Linked DNA regions of Homo sapiens: region 2 is linked to region 1. A link is a loop called in an ENCODE intact Hi-C map of the cell type or tissue named here. Cell type or tissue: PC-3. All regions are shown on one strand.

Region 1 (2,500 bases):
TAAAATGTTTTTTATATGCGTTTGTGTAATACTTTTCTCATGGTTACAGAGGTTTATAGGTTTTGGGGAGGATGACCACAGATTTCTGTTAAGGTTTCTGCATTTGCTCAAGATATTTTTTTCTTTGTGAGTGTGGTGTTCATTGTAATCTTTGGAACATAAAATAATATATTTGAAGAATGATAAATGTTCAGTTAGAACTTGTGACTCACTACAAAAAGTATGGTATTAGCTTAAGTCTTTATTCGGAGCAAGTGAACATGTTTGGGTGAATAACTGCCAATGAAGACCAAGTTGGATGTGTTTATTTCTAGTTATTTTTCCTTAGGGACAGAACAAGCTTATGTGAATAAACTTTTGCTAGGTTTTTAAAAACCTGTTATGCATTGGAATACTGAATTCCATTATTTGAAATATCAATGCTTTCCCAGGAAAACTGAGCACAGAGCCATTTTCCCACAACTTTGTCTACCATTATTCACAAAATAGAATATACAGACAAGGCAGGGCCATCGTGTAGGTCCAGACATAAGGTATTCTATTTAAAACAAATCAGAATTTTTACAAGAGCATGTGTTTCTTGATTCTCTTTGGACATTAATAATGGAGGCTCTCATTTTATATGAATCAATTAAATTTTCACTAATTTTTGAACTGTCAAATGAATAGCCATTTACTGAGCTCTTATTGTGTGCCTCACACTATAATAGTCAGTTCTGTGTATCACAGAAACTGAGAATACGGTTTCTGTATTCAATAAAAAGAATATTTGGAGAGATTCATTTGATACAGAGAAAAGTGCAAAATGAGATTAGAGAATGAATAACGGGAAGAGGCTTCTGAGACTAGAATTGTAAGAAAGTTTTGATGAAGAAAGCAGAACACTTGCTGGATCTGACTTATATGCCTTGGATCACAGAGCAGAAACGAAAGGATATTATTCAGGGCAAACATCACTCTGTGTCAAGGGTAGAATGACATAAATCATCTTGGAGACCATTAGTCTAGGACCTGGGAGGACCTGAATGGTCTGTGTCAAAGAGCAGAGATTAGCTCCAAGATTTTATTTTGCTTCCTGGGCTAACAACTACTCATAGGAGACATGTGTAGGAACTCATGAATCATTTTTGACACATAATAGGTCAGTGTAATATAAAACATTACAGAAAACAATGGTCTGAATGATCACTGGCATTTACTTGGGGTGTTTTAGGTTTATATGTTCAAGTGAAACATAATAGTCTAATGAGTAAAGTTTGGCAATCCTGGAAACATGAAATTTTATCTCATCTTTAATTATAACAGATAGCCCTAAATCGTGTGTGTGTGTGTGTGTGTGTGTGTGTGTGTGTGTGTATGTGTGTGGTTATTGAAAATGAAGTATCATGACAAGTGCCTGATTATGCATTTCAATATGGGAAATATTCAAAAAAGGAACAGAGTTTAATAAAACCCTACATTAAAATTATTGATAAATGATTTGTATAACATAATGTTTCCTTAGTCTTATGGAAAAAAATTCATTGGTTTGGGTGATTATGTGAAATAAGAGAGTATTTGTACTTCGTCTCCTCCAGAGTGCTATAGACATTTGTTAATCATGAGTATTTGAGCACATGGTACAGTAATCACAGAATTACACTAATAGCTATATAAATACAATTTAGGAAACTGAATAATAACACAAATATCCAAATGAAATTTCCACACTGATTTCTTTCTTGTTCATGTGGCACAGTCTATGAGTAAAGAATAAAACAAAAAGTTGTGCTGAGAGAAGAAAGAAGATCAACCTGCTAATAGAAAAAGATATTTTGGTGCTTCATGAAAGAGAAAATTAAAACTCCAGGTTTCTCATGGGTGATAAGGAGTGAAGATTGCTGCAACACCCACTGCTCATGTTGTTTGGGGGCTGATTAAAAAAGCAGAATAAAGCCAGTGTGGAGGCTTTTCTCTGTGTGGCTCACAGAACCCGGTGTGACGAAACAGGACTGTGAGCTGGCAATGGAGCACGGCCACTTGGAGCTTATTTCTTTAAGTTTTCTATAAATGTGAGTTTTTGGCTGAGCAAACCTTTGTGTGAAGTAATCCACTGATCATGCAAGGAAGCAAGGTATAATGGGCTTGTTTTGCTTATTCTTAGCCAAAATGTGCTTATTTTTACAAGAGGAGGCATAAAAATATCCCACACAGTCTTCTAGAGGCCTAGCCATCAGTAGATCTCAGTTCAATTTTTTGGTGGGGGAGTACTCTTATCTCTCCAGATTTTGTCATGGTGCTTTGACTTGTGACATCAGATCTCTGATGAGTTTGACCAAGAAAGCCTTTACTTTTCTCTCAGCTTTACTAAACTTTCCATAGGCTTCTTCTTGCCACTAGGCCCCTATTCTCCTTCTCCTTAGAGCATTTACTTTAGAAAACTTGCATATTATTTCTCTGCCCCTTTGAGGGCATAAATATTTCTAAAACTCTCTGGCCACTGGTAATCACCCTTCTACTT
Region 2 (2,500 bases), 96 kb before region 1:
CCAAAGTCATGAGAGTGAAAGCCAGGTTTGTACAACTTATTTCTTCTACTTACTTTCAACACTTTTTGACACTTTTTCTTCTATTTTCTGACACATAAAGTTCTATTCAAACTAGTTTCTGAACAATGTCTTAGCATGTCCTCTATGCCTTTTCCCCTTTTCTCCAATTTTTATGTGTCAAAATTCTGTTTATTCATAGAGAGTAATTTATGTTTCATTTTCTCTATTAGATGAGGCAAATTCTTCTGGCATAATGAAATAGTAAACTGTCCTTCCTTTTAACCCCATTGCATTTTTATTTCTTCTAGTACCTAATATAATTCACTGTTTTATTTTCCAATTACTCCCTTTAGTAGGGATTTTGTCCAAAGAGGCCTATACACAGTCAACAGTCATTGTTAAATATTTCATTGATGTAGGACATAAACATAAGCATCATTTAATCTTTAAAGATAAACTAATAAATATTTAAAGTATCTCCTGATTGTTTTATTTCAATTTTAATTCAATGTTTTATCTAGCTTATTATAAGAACATTTCCCATCGGAAAACATATCTTCTTAAAATTTATTTCAATTCAGTTTTCCATCTAGTTTATTATGGGAACATGTTCCCATCAGAAGACATCTCTTTTTTTTTTTAAATAGGAACATATAAATTTAGATCCTCCCTGGAAGACCATTAAGTACAGAAATAATAAGATGCTAAGTATAATTACTTTATTAAGCATCTTAATGTATCTGCGTGAAGACTATGTATTTGAAACTCACAAGCGGATCCCTTAACATGCCAATCATGTTTATGAATTCACGTCATTCACTGACCATTGTTAAATTGAGCTTGTGCTCTCTTATTAAAATATCCATATTTAAAGTATAAATCAGTGTTCAATATGTTGCTCAAGCAAAGGCATTCCATAACATGATGCAAAGTTCATTGTGCAACTTTCCAGAGCACAAAAAGATTGAAGAAGTATTAACGAAAGATCAATTCAGAGTTCATCTGTGAAATGGAACACACAAAAATGTCATCTCCATGAAAACAAAATGAATTTTAAGAAGCATAAGACATCATTTACTTTTATTAATAGCTAAAATAAATTAAAATTCTATTTATTGTACATATTTTTAAGGATAGCAGATGAAAAGAACAAAGAAAGTATGAAGGATAAGGGGAATTTATTTACATTAGGACAAGCACCTACACCTTTACTTTTTGGCATGTCAACTTTCTCATATAAAGAGAGTTAGAATTTCTAGAAATGGACTATTAAATGAGTTTATAACCAGGTTCATATCCTTAGAAATAGTTCCAAGCTATGTCCACACAACAAAATTATAGCCACTTCCTGGTAAATTTCAAAATCACTAAGGTGATGTTTATTAAACTAAAAACTCTACCTGGGTAAACACAAGGGAAAGTTTATTAGATAAGTTGATGTATGAAATAACCAGTTTCTACATGTACACTCAAGTCTATAAAAATCTTTATTCCAAGACAAGGCAAATAATGTGGTTTCCTTAATAGTACTGTCGTTTCTGATTCAATACATAAATCTACTGTAGCCAAGAAAAAGGTAAGAAACAGGAGGAAGGCATCTCTGCTTTCAGAGCTTTAACTTAAGCCTTTTGGGAAACCAGCATTCTCTAGCATCTTTTTAGAGCGTTGGGGCAGAGAAAATAGGAAGGTCAACAGGATGATGAATACTGACATCTCGCTTAGGGTCTGCCCACCGATTAAAGGAACAAAGGTACACGTTTTTGTTGACACTTCTGCAGTGACTCTTCTTTTGTCATAGGAGTCATCGGCGCCAGGACAACTGTCAACACCGCTGCACTTGAGAAAGTTGAGCTTGTACTGGGAACAGCTTAAAGAAGCCCACACAGCACAACAGCCTTTGTTGTTTAATTCATGAATCTGAACACACAAAAGCTCACAGGATCACACACACTGTCTCAATTTTCACGCTACCGTCTATAGTCTCTCATTTCATTTATTGCTTAACTTTTTGTCATATCTTAAATTACCCCATGAGTTGCATTCCCCTCTGTCCCTCTGTTCTTGCTATTTATTTTGTCTTAAGATCAGGAGCAGACTTGAGCACATCATCCACCTCTTTCTGATGGAGCGCATATTGGGTGCCTGGGAACGTCCTGTAAGCACCAACTTCAGCACCTTCTCTTGACAGAAAAGTTCTGTTCAAGGAAGATAGAGCGAAGGGGAGAAGTCAGTAAAACGCGTGAATTGCGTGGAGCAGGCACTCCCAGAACAAGTTTGGAGGATCCGTGATGGCTGAGCTCTTCCGAGTCCCTGGAGATGTCCCTCCCTCGCGATTGGTGCCTGCCCTGCCCCTGCCAGGGTCACTCTGCGCCACCTCCCTGGGGCTCAGGTTTCTTTTTAGAGGACCCCCCTTGTGCACTGGAGATGACAACGGCCTCTGCAGTTGGGCTCAGGGATGTCACTGGTCCTTCCCCCTTCCTCACAGAGAAATGAGGGAAGA

The links. Hi-C counts contacts between places; a loop is a spot of excess contacts. Peaks named below come from ENCODE experiments on the same cell type or tissue, not always from the same donor. Only the 100,000 strongest peaks of a DNase experiment are listed, where the experiment ranks them.
Region 2: a loop joins it to region 1, with 15 times the contacts of the local background. A loop is called at or near these places in 1 of 110 quality-filtered maps.

What each region holds. Positions count from the first base shown.
Region 1 is chr5:101,877,376-101,879,875 of GRCh38, forward strand. No RefSeq gene overlaps it. Among named protein-coding and RNA genes, the nearest start is that of SLCO4C1, 420 kb to the right of the region's middle. In PC-3, no CTCF peak of the experiment used is centred here; a DNase peak (open chromatin) is centred at 1,046; H3K27ac peaks cover 969 bases.
Region 2 is chr5:101,781,096-101,783,595 of GRCh38, forward strand. All of the region lies in intron 2 of LOC105379102 (a long non-coding RNA gene), which reads right to left. Among named protein-coding and RNA genes, the nearest start is that of SLCO4C1, 510 kb to the right of the region's middle. RefSeq lists an enhancer at 1,511-2,263. In PC-3, no CTCF peak of the experiment used is centred here; no DNase peak of the experiment used is centred here; H3K4me3 peaks cover 825 bases; H3K27ac peaks cover 928 bases.